Regions from separate parts of the Mus musculus genome. Here region 1 is linked to region 2. The links are chromatin loops, found by intact Hi-C in ENCODE. Cell type or tissue: gastrocnemius. All regions are shown on one strand. Links, peaks and the distances in the headings refer to the core of each region. The heading gives the core; the rest is flanking DNA. Region 1 overlaps Zmym2 (zinc finger, MYM-type 2). Region 2 overlaps Zmym5 (zinc finger, MYM-type 5).

Evidence for each region. Peaks named below come from ENCODE experiments on the same cell type or tissue, not always from the same donor. Only the 100,000 strongest peaks of a DNase experiment are listed, where the experiment ranks them.
Region 1: a loop joins it to region 2, with 2.1 times the contacts of the local background. A loop is called at or near these places in 6 of 42 quality-filtered maps.

Annotation. Positions count from the first base shown.
Region 1 is chr14:56,954,214-56,964,355 of GRCm38, reverse strand. It overlaps Zmym2 (zinc finger, MYM-type 2), which reads right to left. Exons shown (of 25, transcript NM_029498.4): 22 at 8,062-8,176; 23 at 7,253-7,504; 24 at 6,054-6,174; 25 at 1,998-4,641. The coding sequence ends at 4,449. Among named protein-coding and RNA genes, the nearest start is that of Gm36789, 42 kb to the left of the region's middle. In gastrocnemius, for the core only: a CTCF peak has its summit at 4,125 (motif pointing left); no DNase peak of the experiment used is centred there.
Region 2 is chr14:56,787,861-56,798,002 of GRCm38, reverse strand. It overlaps Zmym5 (zinc finger, MYM-type 5), which reads left to right. Exons shown (of 8, transcript NM_001253753.1): 6 at 173-335; 7 at 1,193-1,399; 8 at 3,503-7,418. The coding sequence ends at 4,237. It also overlaps the pseudogene Gm4479 and the pseudogene Gm4037. Among named protein-coding and RNA genes, the nearest start is that of Pspc1, 15 kb to the right of the region's middle. In gastrocnemius, for the core only: a CTCF peak has its summit at 4,538 (motif pointing right); a DNase peak (open chromatin) is centred at 4,558.

The sequences.
Region 1 (10,142 bases), core at 2,207-7,206, 170 kb before region 2:
ACCAGTGTAGAATAACCTGCAACATGTTGCACATTGTGTGTTCCACTTACTGTACAGAACTTAGAAACTGGATTGCTTTTGATTCACTGTAGCCAAGGTCCTTGTAGACATGGCTAACGCCTGGTAAATATTACAGGTCTGTGGTTGGGAGCTACTTCATACTCATACACTGGGTTGGGCTGAAAGCTATAGACCAGGGCTGATACCATCACTGTCCAGAACTACTCTGACCATTTCTACTGGAGCACCTGCAGTCACAGGACAATCTACACCACATTCACAGGCAGTGATGGTCTCTTAAACAAATGTAGAGCACAGCAGCAGCCTTTGGGAGTACTTCTATCTTGTTCACAGCCTTCTGAAGATGGAGAGTGCATCCATTATGTAGGTGTATCTTGTTTAGAAGTACTTTGACACACTTTTCTACGTACCCTGGAGAGCAGCAGTTCTGTAGTACACACACATACAAAAAAACCGTGTAAAAAGCTGGGCCTAGTGGCGCACTGCTTTGATCCTACTACTCAGGAGGCAGAGGCAGGCCAGCAGCCTGATCTATAGTGCAAGTTCCAAGACAGCCAGGGTCACACGAAGAAACCCTGTCTTGATAAATCAAGAGAAAAAAGGGAAGTGTGTAGTAAACAGTTGTGTGTTAATATCACTGTGCAGTTTTGAGTTGGACTTTAAAAACTGATATGGTTTCTGTACTAAAGCTGTTTTAGACCTTCCCCATCTCCAAGAAAACATACTAAGTGAATCACAAGGATCGACTGTCAGTCTGTGAGGTGCATTGTAACCAAGCTCAATTTGCTACTCGAGAATCAGAAACGCAAGCAGTACTGGGCTTTAGAAACCTCAAGCCCTGCCATTCTTACTGTCACTGTGCTTCGAGAGAGAGAGAACATGGTCAGTTTGGAGCTCAGCTGTGATACCATGGCCTGTGGCTCTCCAGTCCCACACGAGCTGAGATGTTTGGCAACACACGATCAATCTGGAGTCTGTAACGATTCCGACACTCAAAGTGTTTGTGTGTTGTCATGACGGCCCTTCAACAGTTTTGGATTTTTAAGACCATCGCAGATCTCAGATTTTCAAACTAGGAATGTTCAGTTAGTCACTTCTGTCCACAAGTTAAATCTTAAACTTGTATTTTGGTCTAAATCCATCAGCTTGTGATTCGGTAATGAGGCTGTCCCCTGCCTTTTATTATAGGACATTTTCCTACCCAATTCATCTCACCATGCGGTAAGCACAGTGGTTTATGATTATCCATCTTCCAGATGAAGATGCAGAGTAGCTGTTTCTACTCCCAGCCCCTTAACAAGACATTGACCTGTTGTAGATAGAAGCTTCCAAACTGGTGACACTCTGCAATTGGTGTAATCCCAAGGACACAGCAGAAAAGAATTAGTAAACTTGAGCAAACTTCAGTCTAAACATACATAATGGCTTGTCAGGGGTAAAACTGATAATTCTGCAATTAAGTTAGTGAAATTTGTTCTTTAAAATGCTTTCACCCAGACACGAAAGTCATGTCTTTTTGTTTTTTTGAGAGAAACTAAAGAAACTTACAATTAATGGTAGCTTAGAACAAAAGCAGAGCCGTGTAATGATACCCCCCTTGAAAATAGCTGGCCAGATAAAAACATTAATGTTTAGTAATTTATGACTGTATTTAGGATATTTAAGACATTTAGGACCACAGACTGAGTGGCACCTATGGTAGGGAAATGCAAACTCAAACTTGCCATTTTCTGTCCTCTCCAGCGGGACTGTCCTCTCTGCTCCATATAATGAGTCACCCCGGTTTGCAAACCACAATTGGCCAAGACAAAGGGAAGCCAGAAAAAGCAGTGTAAATTAGAAAGCATAGGACAATATGCACCCTTCTCCTATTTCAGTATGAACACTCCAATAACCACTCCATTTCATGAAAGAAAAACATGAGTTACAATTTGAGTAAAAAGTACTTTTATGGGGAAAAAAAAAGACTGAGCGTCTTGCCTAGAAAAATCCTTTAATATCTCATGTTACCTAATACAGTAAAAGCCTTTTGAAATGCGTTAAGGATTCAGTTTGCATGGGAAATCCACCTGCCTCAGAATAGCTAGTCATCTTTTTCATTGAACGATTTTAAGTGGCAAAATCGTTCAGAACAGAAAAATATAGTATCTTCAATAGACATCTCAAGACAATAAAGTTATATTTACAGGATGCTGTCTATAATCAGAAGTCACCAAGAAATAAAAATAAACTATCATTTCAATGTCCTTTCTCTCAGCAGTTAGTTATGGCCACACACTAAAGACAGCCAAGAATCAAGGAAATGTGTTCCAGGTGAAATAAATTTCCCAGAACAATTCTCATAAAATAGTTTGTTTTTCTTTCCCCCTGAGAATCAAGTAGATCAATCATTGGATTGCATGAGACAAAGGCAAGCTCTAGATCCTCTATCATGTACGATCAAACTTCTGTAGGCATTTCTGCTTAGAAAAGCTAAAATGTACAAACAATAAAAACTAAATAGCAAGACACGGTGCTTAGTAGTACCACGGCAGAAATTTATGGTATTGGTAAAATATACATGTGACATTTGTGGGTAAATTTATTGCTTTTTTTTGATGGGCTATAGCACCACTCTGAAGAATAGAAGATGGTTAGGATTAACCAGTCTTTAATCACAATATGCATTTCTAGTAAAAGTGCTTCAGAAGGCGCGCTGAAAAGCCAAGAAACATCTGCATTCTGTTGTTAAGTGTTTCCAGCTTCACTTAACAGGCGAGGGGCAGGTCTGTCTTAGTAAAGTATGGAGCTGCCACTATCAGTCTGATGATTCAAATAGAAAACCAAGGGACTGAAGTTATTCAAACTTATAAAAATTTAGAACACTATAAATTTTCATGCCAAAAACATTTCAGATAGTTATTGCTTAAACGAGCAGTAGCTATACCTGTGAAATTTTCAAAATCATGATTGAGAAAATTTCTTTACTTGCTAAAATTTATGCTAAAGAAGAGAGAAATTGATAAGGGCTATATACTGTCTAGTCACTATGGAAAACAATTTCCCTCAGAACTATTTTGAAAACTAGTATCACCATGGTGATTTCAGGATTCAGAAATAAGAAGGAAACATCACACATGCTATATACAAAGTCAGCTAAATAACTGATAATTTTCAGATACCACTTTACTCAGTCTTTAGAAAGTATAATTTGAAGTAGATTTCCTTAATCTAAAAGTTATGAACAGATAAACTGCTATGCAGAAGCACAAAAGTATTTTAAATGTAATCTTCTATAAGAAGTAATTAAATTTCAAAGCCAAACAACCTAGTAGCAAGCAAGATTTCCTCTGACACTGGCACTGGCACCATCCACCAGCTTCTGTTTCTTCAGTCTCCTGGACTAGTCAGCATTCTCCATTGGTAATAGCCATAGAACAATGTGACACTGTCTCCCTTCAAGTAGCCTGACTTTCTAAAATGAATATTTCAAGAGTGGCATTTCTAAAAATAATTCTGCCCCACATATGCATGTCACTTCTGGAAGCAGCACAAGACCTCCAGCGAGAGTGGTGACACTCGAGAGTGCTATGCAAGCTGTAATACACCTGGCAGGTGAGGGCCTCAGATGCTGATGGCTGCCGTGGGAAAGAAAAACAAGAGTCTTACACTGTCGCCGGACATTTTACAAAGAAAAATGTCTTAATCTTGTTTTCAAGTTATAGTCACTCTCTCTCTCTCACTCTCTCTCTCTACTTACACATATATACATACTTTTTTTCCTTAAATTGATGGGGTGATGCAGAAAGTCACAAGTGAGAAAAGGACACTAAGTTTTAATAAGGGGAACATAAAGTTGTTTTCACCAGCATAAGTTCACATTACAGAACACCAGTATCAACAGCATTCTCTTGTCTATTTTTGGTACAGAAGATGGTATCTCTCTACATAACCTGCTAAGGCTTCAGTAACTAAAACATAAAACAAACAAACAAAAAACCCAGCCTATTAGTTTACAGTTTATTTTAAAAATTCTGAAAGACACCGCAAGTTCTAAACTTGAGTAGTGCTACCCATACACAACCATCTGGTCAGGAACGCATAAAGCCCGCCCTCTGCAGGGAGCTTTGCAACAGCAGAGCAGTGCAACAAGAAAAACTTATACATGGCACATTCTCTTCTTATTTGTAATGTAAAAAGTTACAAACATACCTAATCAAATAAATAATAATAAAAAAGAATTTGATGTATTTGTTAAGTATCCTAAAACCACTACATAGAATAATGGCAACTTTCACACACAGATTATTTACATGGTAATACCCAGTGTGGGTACATTGCTACAAAACTCAGAACAGAAGGAGTAAACTTAAAATGTTTTCCTGTAAAGATCTAGCAGCATGACTATCTAATGCTGTGTTATCCCATTGCTTCTGAAATGGTCCTTTTTAGTCTGTGTCTTCATCCAGTTCATAATTGTCTTTATCATAAATATCTTTTACTAGAAGAACCCGTACAAGCATATTTTCCAAGGTGTTCCGGTCCAGGGAAGTAGATGTGTACCAGACAGGGCTATCTGTAGAACTAGAACATTCTGGTTGTAAATAAAAAACATCCATTCTCTGATTAAGGTTCTGTGGACTTTGGAGGAAAAAGAAAAAGAAAAAAGGTCAATTTCACAAAACATAACAAAATTCCCAGCAAATTTACTTCTTTTAAGAATAACTCAGCCCTAAACAATAGATGTACTCAGAGCCTCTGCTTCATTAACTGCAATAATATATCAGTAAGCTGCTCTCTTAAGTTTTTATGACAAAGGATTAGTTCCCAAATATAATTGAAATTCTTATTTCATAAATCCAAGACTCCATTAATATATATACTATCATTTTAGTCATTATTGTAATTGTGCCAATTACAATCTCAATCACATTAAGTGTGTATGTCCATTCAGGAAAAAGGAAATGTGAAAAATGTGACCTAAAATGATGAAAATATATAACACAAAAAAAGTCTTACTGCACTAGAAAAAACATCAAATTCCAAAAAAGGAATTCACACACACCTGGCAAATTGTTACCGGCACTGGAAATCCACAAAACTAAACTGATGGTCCAGAATAGAGCTGAAGAAAGCTACCTTTATGCCACAGTTAGATACATAGTCATGTTAGAGGTGACATTCATGTTTTTACTAGTTCATGAGAACCACCCTGAAAATCACACTATGATTTGGAAAGTTGTTTACAATGTACAACACAACATACTTTCTCTTTCTGAAAGTGAGAGTGCTTATTTAAAACAACACTCACAATACTCAAAACGAGACAGTCCTTGGGCCCTCAGCTCTTTAGTAGTTCCCAGTGTGTGCTGCTTTTAGACAGGGGAAGATGACAGTCATACAACTGGAAATGTCTTCAAAGACTGTTTCCATTCACATCTAAGTATTTTATTTTCACCTCAACTCCTTCGACCTACTTTTAAACACATCTATCTTTGCACTAGAAGCTAGCAAACTGTTTGTGTAAAGTCATGTGCCATGAACTACCTATTTACAGTATGGGCCTCTTTCTAGTTTAGTAGGACAACTAAAGAGATAAAGCAGAGACTAAACACCCCAGAAGCATAACATAGTTACCTCTACAAAAGTTTCTATCTCCGCTTGGCAATCAACAGACCTGCTTAATTTTCTAATGTAAGGGGGACAGGACAGCAGGAGTGGTATTTTTTAGTAAAGAGTGATTCCTTAATATGGACTAGAACCCTAAAGTGCATGTGCTAGGTATTTCACAAGGGGACTCTAAAGTTAGAGCTAAATACAACTTTGGAACAAAAGACTCCATGAAAGCACGGAGAAAAAAAATTTTTAAGTTAATTAAATACTTTCATTTCTTAATAGTGTTAAAGTCAACCAACTTATACAAACATCTTTTAAAAGTACCAGGCAAAGGATGTAGCTAGTAGTAGAGCACTTATACCTAGTAGGCAGGCGACCCCAAGTTAAACTCCCCAGTACTATATAATTTTAGTCAAATATCATTAATGTTCATTCACCTTTTAGACAAGTAGCATTCAAACATTTTCACAGGACATCTAGAAGGGTTGGCTGTGTTTTCAACTTGTTCAAATACTGGCTCATCATCTTCATGTTTTCGTTTTCCAGTAGCAATTTTATCTTTAACAACAACAACAAAAGTAAGGCTCCTACACCAATCTTTTTCCTTTCCTGTGAGTTTGTGTATCTGTATGACATGTGTGTGAATAAGTGCCACCTCTCCAAGGCAGGAGAGGTCTCTACTACTGCACTGGATACTCCAGGATAGCTGGCCTAGGAGCTTCCTCGTGATTCTGTCTCTCCTCTCCTCACTCTACTGCATTTGGTATTTTATGTGGGCTCCAAGAACTCCAATTCAGGTGGTCAGACTTGCACAGCAAATGGTTTTACCCAATGAGTTATCCCACAACCCCCTAAAACTAATTCCTAGGGAAGGCATTTACCCTTAGTACCTGTTTTAGCAACATAGGATTAGGTGCCCTTCAGGATTTTCTGTGTGGCAGCTTTTAGTAATGTACTATTTTTCCAAGAAAAGGATCCTAGAGGCTCAGCTTAAAAACAGGTATAGTGAGTGGTTCATGCCAGTCTTCTCAGAATAGGGAGGATCACAGATCCAAGGTCCTTCTTTGCTATACGGCTTAAGGCCAGTTTGGACTAGATATCTTATCTCAAAACAAACTACAACAATAAGACATTTAAAGGCAGCAAATGGATCTCTAGGAGTGTGAGGTAATCCTGGTCTACACAGGAGTTCCAGACTAGCCAACACAGCATAGTAAGACCTCATCTCAAAAAGAAACAAAACCAAAACAACAACAAAGCCGGACATACAGACATACACTGTTTGTTGTGTTTATTAAAGTAACTGTCTTTAGTCTCTTAATGAATGGCAAAGGTGGACTTCAGTAAGGCAAGTTGAACATTCCCACCACAGACAATCTCCAAATAAAAATGCTATACTATCAGGGCCAGTGATGGCTCAGAGTTTAAGAGCACTTACTGCTCTTGCAGAAGTCCTAGGTTGAGTTCCCTGCATCTACACGGTGACTCACAATCATTCATACCCCAGTTCCAAGGGGTCTGACACCTTCTTATGACACCAGCAAACACTGAAATGTATGATGCACATATATTCATGCTGGAAAAATACATTCATGCATATAGAGATAAGTCTTGTTTTTATAGAAAGTTACACTACCTTCATTGTCTGTTCCACATAAGGAAGACACCTGATAGCGAAGACATGCTTTATTTTCCATTGTTAAAGGATTTTTTTTCCAATGCCTAAACACAGTGCCAAAGGAAAGTCTTAAGTGTTGTTCCACTGTTTTCAGGCCAAAATACTTAGTGTTAAAGTAGAATAGGGTATTCAAAAGTGCTACTGGAGAGTGGGATCCTAGTTGTTTTATCCTCCAGAGATAGTCTTCTTCAACTCGAGAGAAAATTGACCCTTAAATAGAAAAAACTACTTTAAAAGATTTGTAAATACCACAGTTTTGACTATCTAGAAATAAAGTGAGTTTAAAACAGCCCTAAGTCAATCTACTACTCACATTAGATCACTGTGAATGAACCCCTAATTACATATTAGCTCCTTTAACAACACATACGTTGAGAAACAGAGCATGAAATCACCACCCCCAGAATAAGGTACAGGATGCTTATTTCTGTCCCTCAGTAAGAAAATGACATCATGATCAGAAAATAATTTTAAATCTGTACAATTCTTAAAAAAAACACATGATTCCCATAAACAAATATTATTTTATTAACATAAGAATCTACATTGTAGGTCTTAAGACAATCTAGCTTTGTACTACAAAGAAAGTAGGCCACAGGTTTTACTAAGTTCTTCACAAACATCAGTTACTATTTATCTGCATATGAGCTCACGTTCACAAGCTCTTCCATCGTAACTTAAATTACTTCCTAAATATACTTAACATACTTTCTGTAAAAATAACAATTCCATTATCAACTATCAACACATATTTAAAATAGCATTACCATCTGGAAGTATGCTTGGTTGCCAACTTCGGAGTATTTTATTCAGTTCTTGCTCAAACATCTGGTATCCTGGATCAATAAATATGTTGTCCTTTCGATTACTACCACATAAGTACTACAAAAAAAATTATTGAAGGAAAACCAGCTAATTATAAACAGTGAATGTATCACACTTTGCATTTCTTAAGAAAAAAAAAAGAGCTTTATGTTTAGGAAAAGCAAGAATTCTAATAAAACATAAGAGATTACTGCACTTGGGTATGTGTGTACAAGTTAAAAAAATCATAAATTCCCAATTAACCTGTTACTTAAAACATGCAAAGCTGGAAAGTATAACATAGAATCCTGAATGTAAAAACTGGGTAAGAAACATCAGTTTGGAACCAGTGAGATAGCTCTGCAGGTAAAGCATCTGCCATGCAACAGCCTGACAACCCAAGGTAGTTTTTTCCGAACCCACTCTACAAGGCTGTCCTGACTGCCATCTGTGCAGGGTGGTACACACAGACCTTCATCAAACACACACATAACACACTCTCTCTCTTATCAGTCTGTCAAGTAATATATAGAATGATATGTTTATATCATACACGGAGAAAAGATATATATTTTAAAGATTAATGATTAAAGGAAAACAATAAAGAGCTGTCTGCCTATGTTCTTCCCTTCCTCTGCCAAAAAACCTGTGTGTAAGCATATACACAGTGTGCTTTTGAAAATGCTGAGAACCTAAACAGGGATGCAACACAAGGGAGAGTACATATCTAGTATACTCAAGGGCCTGGGCTTTTATTTCTAGTACAGCAGAAACCAAAACAGAAACAATCCTTATACTTTAAAATTAAACAATTTATAAACAAATCCAGGCCCTTTCTGGTATGACTTCACACCTGATATTCCAGCCATGTTAAATAAACATGGTTCCTGGGAAACCATGCCCTGACTCTGTCTTCTAAGGATGTCATTCAACTCTCATTCCTTCGATCTAGGAAATTTTCTACCTGTGTTTCAAAAAATTTAAGTCTTTCTTATTATTACTCATTTGTGTGTGTGTGTGTGTGTGTGTGTGTATGTGTGTGTGTGTGTGTGTGTGTGAGTGGGGTGGGGGAGGGAGGAGGGAGAGAGGTTCTCTTTGTTTTTGTGAGACAGGGTCCCTTACTAAACATGGAGCCCACTTGATTCAGGTAGACTGCTTAGCCAGGAAGTCAGAGGCCTCCTGTCTCCACCTTCCCAGCCCTGGGATTTCAAGCAGTCAGTACCACACCTGGCTTTTTATAAGGTGCTAGAGATCCACATTCTGGTCCTAATGCTTGTCCTGCAAGCAATTTACCAACTGAGCCATCTCCTCAGCCTGTTGTCACACCCTTCCCTGAGATACTTGGGTAAAATTAATTTGTTCCAAAACTGTGCTACCAATACTTGGTATAAATATTTCAAATACTTGAGTGAAGCTTATTATTGTGGCCTCCTTGCTATTCTCCTTCACTGCCCATACTCTACTGTCTCAAACTCACAACCCTCCTGCCTCACACTGGATGGCATGTACATATTCCTGGTTTATAAAAATTTTTAAAGTCAAACTGCTCAGATTCTACTTGATTACTTTGAGACAGGGCTAGGTAGCCCAGGCAAGGCCATAAACTCATTATGTAGTCAAGACTGACCTCACATTCATGACCTACCTGCCTCAGGCTCCCAAGTACTATGCTACCACATCTGATCTAGACATACAAATTGTGTATCTTAGATAAGCTACTATTCAACTCTTCTCTCCTTATCAGAACAAACCAAAAACAGTTAACATTTAGCATGGGTACAAAGAAAAACAATTAATAGCAGTCAGCAAATGTAATTTATCAACAGGAGTATGTTAATTTCCTAAGTTCATGCAAATGTCCAGTAAACAGAAAAAAAATTAAAATAAAGGATTAGTAAAATTCAAGTTCACAGCATAAATATTATAAATTTACTTATATTCTATAAATGTAGTCTTAGAGGCTCACAAAGCCTCTAAGTTGAATGTATTTTATAATTACTGGAAACTTCTCATTTGATTAGAATTTAAATTAACTATACAGGCC
Region 2 (10,142 bases), core at 2,486-7,485:
AACATTAACTGCTGGGCCTTCTCTCCAGTCCTGAGTGCTAAGGAACATTAATGTTAGAAGAGTTTTCATTTGAATTTTCTTCTGTATCATTTAGGAAGGAGTGGAAGTAAAGTTGAAAATGGATTTTCAAATACAGTGATCTTCAGATATTTCTTTCTCCTTTGTGTTTCAGAGATTCTCCTGTGAGAACCACAACTATTGTTCCTCCAGTGGAGTCAAGCAAGTCCTTACAAGGATTTTATAATGCATCGCTATCTCCCTATGAAAACTGCCAGAGTCTTAGGAAAGAAGTTTTTACTAAGTCAAGATGTATAATCTGTAATAAATTAGGAGAGGTCTGCTCTTCATACTGTTACTATTTAGACTCATAGAAATGTTAATTTTTAAGTGCTAGTGTAAGCTCTGCCATCTATCCAATGTCCATATCCTAAATATTCAGATTGGAAGGACTTTAAAAGTTTTACTTCTGCGTTTTGGTGAACACCTTTAATTCCAACATTTAGGAGGTAGAGGCAGGCAGATCTCTGTGAATTTGAGGCCAGCCAGCCAGTCTATACATAGTGAGTTCCAGGACAGACAATAAATACTATATACTAAAGAGATTTCCCCCCCCCCACACACACACACACACACACACACACACACAATTCTCATAGTGACTGTTTCTTTGGAATTAGTTGTAGCCGGGCATGGTGGCGCATGCTTTTAATCCCAGCACTTGGGAGGCAGAGGCAGGCAGATTTCTGAGTTCAAGGACAGCCTGGTCTACAGAGTGAGTTCCAGGACAGCCAGGGCTATACAGGGAAACTCTGTCTCGAAAAACCAAAAAAAAAAAAAAAAGAATTTGTTGTAATAATTCAGTAGTTTCAGGATAATGACATATCCTATAGGAGTATGTGGAACAAATGGTTTGATAAATTTTCAAGAGGAGTAACCATACATTCAAGCAGTCCTATGTTTTATTTACCTTGTCCCTGGTAGCTAAATCGGATGTTGTGTAGCTTTGGAAGCCATTCAGATCCCAAAGGACATAAATTTACCTGTTACAGCTTTCAAACCACATTACTGCATATTCTAAGTGTAGATAATGATTCCCTTCATCTGCCTCCCAAATACTAATATGAGAAAAGTCTAAATACTATAGGGCAATAAATTGTAAAATACTGTCTTAAGAAATTTTGTTTTCTTTTAGGTTCGCCATGAAATCAGTGTTAACAGTATAACACATAAGCTGTGCAGTAATAATTGCTTTAATGAATACAGATTGACGAATGGTCTAATAATGAACTGCTGTGAACAGTGTAGCAAGTATATGCCCAAGAGTACTGGGCACAGCATTCTGATAACAGGTCAGCAAAAGAGATTCTGCTGCCAGAATTGTGCTGACGAATATAAAGAGGTAATTCTTTGTCTTGCTTTGTAATGTATTTTATGTAATGGGTGTTTTACCTGCGTGTTTGTCTGTGCACTACATGCATCCTTAATGCTCTCAGAGTCCACAAAAGGATGTTGGATCCCTTGGAACTGTAGTTATAGACAGATGTGAGCCAGCATGTAAGTACCTAGCGATCAAGCCCAGATCCTCTGGAAGAACAGCCAGTCTCTCAGCACTCTTAACTGCTGACGTAATTTCTCCAGCCTCTAATTCTGCCTCTGTCTGTCTATCTAAAATCTCTATCCCTGTCTCTCTCTGTTTCTTTCTTTGTGTGTCTGTGTGAGTGCAATTGGTTGTGTGTGAGGGTTGGAGCACAACCTGAGATGGCTGTGCTTGCCTACTACCTTGTTTGAGACAAGATCCCTGGATGCACCGAGCTACCTGATCTTCCAGCTCCTGGTGATTCTCTTGTGTGGCTGTTCCTCATCGTGTTGCAGGAGCACTCAGATTTAGATGGATGCCACTGTACCAGGCTTTCACATTTTGATACCAGGGATGATGGTGTATGCCTTTAATCCTGGCACGAGGGTGGTCAAAGCAGGTAAATCTCTGTGAGATCAAGGCTACCTGATTCTACCTAGAAACTTAGATCAGCCAAGGCTGCAAAGCAAGACCTGTGTCATACAGATCTGACTAAATATCAATTTTTTCTTTAGCAATCTCACACATAAATATAATGCATATGTATAATATATTTTCTTTCTTTTTTTTTTTTTTTTTTTTTTTTCCTGAGACGGGGTTTCTCTGTGTAGCCCTGGCTGTCCTGGAACTCACTCTGTAGACCAGGCTGTCCTCGAACTCAGAAATCCGCCTGCCTCTGCCTCCCAAGTGCTGGGATTAAAGGCATGCACCACCACTGCCCGGTCATATATTTTCTTTTTATTATGCTCATTCCTTGCCCTTATTTCTACTTTGTCAACTTTCCTCACCCCTCCATATCCCTTCTCTATGTTCATGTTTGTTTTATTACTTACTTGTCTGTTGTTGTGATAAAATATTATGACTAAGGCAATTTATAGAAGAAAGGGTTTATTTGGGGTTCCCTATTCCAGAGTGTGAGGTGGAAGCAGCTGTAGCAGTAGGCAAGGAAATGGTAGGAATATTGAAACCTCAAAGCCTTTTTGGAGATCTCATTCAAACTGCCACACTGTCTTTTGTTTTGTAATGAACTGAGTTTAACTAGGGCTGCCTTTGTAACCATGTGTTTGGCCTAGGACACCTAATGTCATTCTAAAACTAAACATGCTCAAGAGTGCATGCATTCATATACTTATGTGCACATGTGCATGTCCCATACATAAACACATATGTAAAAATAATAGCCAGGTGTGGTGGTGCAAGCCTTTAATCCCAGCACTCGGGAGGCAGAGGCAGGTGGATTTCTGAGTTTGAGGCCAGTCTGGTCTACAGAGAGAGTTCCAGGACAGCCAGGGCTACACAGAGAAACCCTGTCTCGGGGGGTTGGGGTGTGTGTGTGTGGGGGTGTAAATAGCTGGGCATGGCAGTGTCCAGAGGCAAGCAGATCAGGCCAGCCTGATCTTACATAGTGGGATTCAGGACTGTCGGGAGTACATAGTGACACCCTGCCTTGAAAAAAGTTTTTGTTTTTATTTGTTTTAGAAACTAGGCTTTTACTAAAAGTTTCCATGACTATCTTGGAACTCACAGCTAGTCTGGAACTCACATCTGCCTGCCTCTGCCTCCCAAGAACTAGGATTAAAGATGTGTGCTACACCTCTCTGCTTTGGAGACATTTTCTTCACTGAGATTCCTTCTTCTTAGATAACTTCAGCTTGTGTTAAACTGACATGAGTCAACATGTTACAGTCCCACCAAGCCCTTAGTGATGTTCTAATTTTGCCTGAGTCACATCATGTTTTCATTTGTCACTGTCTCTCAGTTGTAGCCATCCTGATTAGGAGTGCTTCACTGCATGTGTATACGTACACCAAGTGCATGCCGTGGGATGCTTTATGTCTTTGCTGGCTAATAGCGAACCGTTGCCTGCTCTTATGTCTTTATTTCAACTTTTAAAATGCCAATGAATTATAATGTATTTCCTTACAGATAATGGAAGCAAAATCAAAACTACTGCTTTTACAAAATAGAAAAAGGAATGCTATCAGAGAAGAAAATGAAAAACGATTACGTGAATCATCAGGTACACTTTCAGGAAACACAGGAGACATACCCGAAAAAAAGGAAAAGTCTTCAGAGATAATAAAAGTCGCAGCAGACTGTAGCCTAGATACATCATCAGAGGAACAAAATGTGAATTTACCTTGTTCTGTGGCAGTAATATCTGATACATTTAAAGAGCAACTAGGAGACAAAAATTCAGAGGAATTGGATATGTCCATTTTACCTTCTTTGGATCCAGGTTCATGGCCCCGAATTTTGAATATGAAACAACGTGAATTTCTTGTCAAAAACAATCCACCTCAAATAAGAAATTTTAATTTTCCAAAAGATAGTGCAGGCAAGAAGTTTTCAGAAACGTATTATACCCGAATTCTTCCAAATGGTGAAAAGGGCACCAGACCCTGGCTGCTCTACTCAGCCTCGAAAGACTCTGTGTTTTGCCTGTATTGCAGACTCTTTGGGGAAGGAAAAAACCAACTGAGAAATGAGAATGGGTGCAAAGATTGGCATCATTTGTCACATCTTCTTAGTAAACATGACGAAAGTGAAATGCACATCAACAATAGTGTTAAGTATTCAAAATTAAAGTCTGACTTGGAAAATAAAACCAATGAAGCTACAGAAGGTGGGGAAGATTGTGTGCAGCTACTGTACACATAATGTCCTGTCTGCTCTACTTATGGCAGTGTCTGCAGTACCCAGACATACACTGTGTAAGAGGACCTTACAGGAGCTCATTAGCAATATGTCTAACAGCAAACAAATAGTAAAAAATGCTCCTGTTCTAAACCTAAAAGCAATTTTCGAGAGTGTAGTCATTCTTGCAGACTTTAGCAAAGGCAGTTTGAGCTTTGTCACTGTTAGGGTTTCCACCTTGTAAAATGTTGTTGGAGAACTTGCACTTAATGGCCTAAGAGCAAGAGGTGGCAAGATGCATATGTAACAAGCTAAAGAAAATGCATTCAGGCCACATGGTGGCGGTGTGCACCTTTAATCTCAGCACTCAGACACAGAGAGTTGGATATCTGTGAGCTCTAGGCCAGCCTGGTCTGCAGAGCAAGTTCCAGGAGAGCCAAGGTATACACAAACCCTGTCTTGAAAAACCAAAAAGAAGGAAAAAAAGAAGAAAGTGCATTCAAACAGCTTAAGAAGCAACAGCTGTTTGTTATTAAACCAAATTGAGTTTTATTTCTTTAAAACATTTTTTGTGCAAAACAGTTATTTGTTGTGGTAAATAGAAGTAATTTGTGTTTTATTGATTTTATATTTCTGTTTCCAACTTAATGTGTAAATGTTTTAGTTTTGTTATGAGAATTATAAAGAATATATAGTTATTAGTATAAATATAAGAATTAAAATGTGGTATGTATATGTGTGTATACATATATATATGTATGTATATATAGTTAACTTTTCAGTGTTGTTAATTTTTCTTGTGAAAGTATACTCTATGTGTGAAATTTGAGAAAGTATGAATCTAAAAAAAAATTTCTTCAGACTTGATTTATTTTTGTTTTCTTGTGTAAAAGCCCTTACTTATATGAAACTGAGAATGATGGCACTCAGGAGGCAGGGGCAGGTGGATCTCTGAATTCAAAGCCAGCCTGGTGTGCAGAGCAAGTTTCAGGACAACTGGGGCTACATATCTCAAAAAACAAAGAAAAAACTTGTGGTAGCTACAACTGGAGCTTGGGTCTTCTGGATGAAGATTCTCTTGTGGGTTTTCACAAGTTTGTCACTGAATTCCTGAAAAGGAGACTTAGTGATGACAGTCTCTTTCCAGAGGCTAGGGGCCAAGTAGCTGTAGGTGTTAGGGTGGCCTCAACACAATTGCCAAGGGTGGCAGGGCAACCCCTGACTGATGGTAACAGTAATCAGTACTGGCTGGCCACCAGCAATAGCTTCTTGGGCACAGGAGCAGGCACAATACAAGTGTCCGTGGAGACAGGGAAGAGATGTACCAACACAGAGGCACAGTCACCTGTTACCTTGCATAGAACTGTGGCGCTTGTCAGTCTTGTTTCTCCAGTAGCCTCTCCACACTGGGAGAGTGGAAAGCTTGGCCGAGATGATGGTGGCCTTTTGGATGGCAGTGGCTACCTCCTTAGAGCACCTAACACCAAGACCAATGTGACCATTGTAGTCCCCAAAAGCCTTTACCTGGACCGATGCTCAGCCCTCGTCTGCTCTCTGCACTGGCATGGTCTTTAGAGCCTCATCCTTAAGTAAAAAGTCAACTTCAGACTTCCTAATGGGCAGGGAGAACAAACAGGCAGGTCTCTTCCAGGGACTTGGTCTTCATGTCCTTGACCAGGTAGTCCAGCTTGTTCCTGTCCTACCTCTAAGAGCACCACGGCCATGACCACTACTACAGCTCCCTGGGCCTCCAAGCACTCGAGCTATACCAGCTTCATTGGTCATTTGACGTTTTCCTAAAGAAGAAGCAAATTTTCTGATGGCCATCTATGGTCCTGATCATGCATTTGATAGTTTTTTGGGTTTGTTTGTTTGTTTGTTTTTGTTTCTGATTTCTGATGTTAATTTTATCATCTGTTAAATTCTTAGGGATACGTGAGCTTTGTTTTCCTCTTTAGGGCTTTTCTTGCAAAACAGTGTCATTAACAATGGCCTAAGAAGATGCTTCCTTCTGCATGGAGAACAATTGAGGCTCAGTCATGTTGCTCTGTGACAGTATTTTCTAAAATACCCACTAAAACCATTGTAGGTAAATTATACCTTTCCAGGCAGAGGATGTAGTTTGGTTAGTAGAATGCTTGCCTAGCACACAATAAACTGGGTTTGATCTGCATTGGCCATGTGGCAGCAGGCCTATCACCATAGCACTCTAGTGGTAGACACAAACAGCAAGTGTGAAGCCACCCTTGGGTTTATGAATCCCTGTCTCCAAAAGAAAGTTGCTTTTAATCATTTGGGCTTGGATCTAAGTGAGTCATGGTGGCTGTCAACTGTAATCTCAGCACTAGGGAAGGTAACGAGGTGGGGGATGGGGGCGGGGAGGATTGTTCATAATTCACGGCTAAGCCTGGGATACATAATGAGTTCTAGGCCAGCCTGAGCTATAATGTGCTATTCTCATAAAGAGAGAAACTGGCTGATTTTAATGTAAATACAGCTTTGTGATGGCTTCAAAATATCACTACACTCAGAGGTCTACAAGGCTACTTTAGAAAATATAACACTTTAAAGTTTTATGTGTAGGAGTGTTTTGCCTGTATGTATGTTAAATGTACCATGTGTGTACCTGGTGCCTGCAGAGGCTAGAAGAGGGAGGTACACCTGGAACTGAAGTTATAGATGTTTGTTAGCTACTGTTTGAGTGCTAGGAACCAAGCCCAGATTCTAAGGGTCTTAAAGGTTCTCCTTGCTGTCTTGATTTGGTGGTGTGCTGAGAACATCGGTGTGGAAATAGCATCATTCTGCTGTTGGAGTGATCCTCTCCACTATCCACATACTTATTGTTGAAATTCTTCTCAGGACAGGGTTGCTCTGTGACTTGAATACAAAAGTATATAGCTTGCCGGGCCTTGTGGCGCACGCCTTTAATCCCAGCACTCAAGAGGCAGAGGCAGGTGGATTTCTGAGTTCGAGCCCAGCCTGGTCTACAGAGTGAGTTCCAGGACAGCCAGGGCTACACAGAGAAACCCTGTCTCGAAAAAAGAAAAAGTATATAGCTTGATATACTCGGTTTCTGACTGGCATTCAGACAAAGGTGGTAGAAAATCTGATCCAATTGTGGTGTTCTGTCTCCTGGGAATCAGTATTGTGTATACCACTTTCAACTGGAAATAAAAATTGGGTCCAAGTCCTTTTATTGCTGATATTCTTTGGTGAAAATGAGATTTATTAATTTTGTTTCTCCCTGCTTCCCCCCTACACACACACACACACATACACAAACCATACCCTACTCCTGGAATTTGCAATATGGGAGGGAAAAAATATTGACACCATGTATTTAATTATAAAACTTTTTTTTTTTTTTTTAATATGAGGCCTCACTGTGTAGCCCTGACTGGTCTAGAACTTAATACGAAGATCAGACTGGCCTCAATCTCACAAAGAGCTCCCTGCCTCTTCTTCATAGGAATATTGGAATTAAAGGCTTGTGCTGCTATACTGCTACACCTTTATTTTATTTTTTTAAAGATCTTATTTATTTAATGTATGTGAGTACACTGTAGCTGTACTCAGACACCAGAAGAGGGCATCAGATCCCATTACAGATGGTTGTGAGCCACCATGTACTTGCTGGGAATTGAACTCACGACCTCCGGAAGAGTAGTCAGTGTTTTTTAACCGCTGAGCCACCTCTCCAGCCCATGCTACTCCTTTAAAAACATTTATTTTTTTTAACATTTATTAATTATATGTAAGTACACGGTAGCTGTTTTCAGACACATCAGAATTGGACATCAGATTTCATTACAGATGGTTGTGAGCCACCATGTGGTTGCTGGGATTTGGACTCAGGACCCTTGGAAGAGCAGTCAGTCCTCTTAACTGCTGAGACATCTCTACAGCCCCCTAAAAACATTTTTTAAAGTATGTGTTCCACATGCTTGCAGATGCCCTTGGAGGCCAGAAGATGTCATCAACCTGGAAGTGGAGTGTCTGGAGATGCCCAGTATGTATGGGTCATGTAAATAGAGCCTAAGTTCTCTACAAGGTTAGCAAATGCCCTCAACCACTCTATCCACCCCCACAAAAAACAAACCACAAATGTTTGTTTGTTTGTTTGTTTGTTTGTTTTTGAGACAGGGTTTCTCTGTAGCCTTGGCTGTCTTGGAAATATGTATTTAAGGCATGTGGGATTGTGTTACCAGACAAACATAGTACTGACAAGGTTTTGTGAGCTCAATCTCAAAGATCTGAGACCAGTAGGAGTGGAGCCACTCCCTATCTGCCACTGTACCTGCTCTGGGACATGTAAACCATGACACCACTGAGAGGACCACAGTCAGTCACATAAAGTAGCACCTAGAGTTCTCCATGCTCATGAGGTATCGAGCAAGCCTTCAGCCAGTGAGCTTCCTTTCCTGGGTATTCCACCACAAAAGATATATAATCCCTGGTTCACTCCAAATAACGTGTATGCATTTATATCTACCATCAAATAAACCAATGTGAACAAGCAAGAACCATCTCAGAGAACTGCTTCATTAAGGATCACAGCAGGTCCAGGCAGTGGTAGTGCACGCCTTTAAGCCCAGCAGAGGCAGCCAGATTTCTGAGTTTGAGACTAGCCTAGTCTACAGAGTGAGTTCCAGGTCAGCCAGGGCTACACAGAGAAACCCTGTCTCAAAAAAACAAAAAAAGAAAGGAACAAACAACAACAAAAAACCAAGCAAATGAAATAAAACCCACTTCTGATGTTCCTTGAACAAAAGGTTGGCTAGTCTCACCTAATCACTGTTCTCTAGACCCCAATCTGCCAGCCAGCCAGACTGTCTGTCTGTCTGTCTGGAGCTGGAGGTACAGGTAGTTGTGAGCTTCTGGTTGTGGATGCTGGAAACTGAATTTGGTTTTCCTGCAAGAATAGGGTCAGAGGCTGGAGAGATGGCTCAACGGGTAAGAGCACTGACTGCTTTTCCAGAGGTCTGAGTTCAATTCCCAGCAACTACATGGTAGCTCACAACCATCTGTAATGAGATCTGATGCCCTCTTCAGGTCTGTCTGAAGACAGCTACAGTGGAAAGAAAGAAAGAAAGAAAGAAAGAAAGAAAGAAAGAAAGAAAGAAAGAAAGAAAGAAAGAAAGAAAGAAAGAGAGAGAAAGAGAGAGAAAGAGAGAAAGGGAAAGGGAGAAAGGGAGAAAGGGAGAAAAGAAAGAAAGAGAAAGAAAGAGAGAGAAAGAGAGAAAGAGAAAGAAAGGGAGAAAGAGAAAGAAAGAAAGGGAGAAAGAAAGAAAGAAAGAGAGAAAGGGAAAGGGAGAAAGGGAGAAAAGAAAGAAAGAGAAAGAGAGAAAGAGAAAGAAAGAAAGGGAGAAAGAGAGAAAGGGAAAGGGAGAAAGAAAGGGAGAAAGAAAGAAAGAAAGAAAGGAAGGAAGAAAGGAAGGAAAAAGAAAAGAATAGGGAGGTGAGAGGAAAACTTGAAGTCAGTTTTACCAGGAATTACAGTTCATTGACCTCTATAAAGACAAGAGCCTGTTGACAGTTGGACAGGAAAATCAACTGAATACATGCACCAATGCAATCCTTTCTTTCTGGGAGCAGTACAAGAAGTACCACAATGCTTGAGTCAGCTTCTCAGAGTTCTCTAAGAAGTGCTTAGAGAGGTAGGACCCTCATGTCTGTATAAGAAAAGGAAAAGTCACGCGTGCAGTGGTGCAAGCCTTTCATCCCAGCATTTGAGGCAGAGGCAGGTGGATCACTGTGAGTTCGAGGCCAGCCTGGTCTAGAAAGCAAGTTCCAGGAAATCCACAGCTACATAGAGAAACCCTGTCTCAAAACAACAAATAACAGGACCAAGATTTTCCCAGACTGAAAAATGCAGACCACCAAGGCACTGGTCATTTCTCCAGTTCTGATCAGCTCCTGTACCAATCAG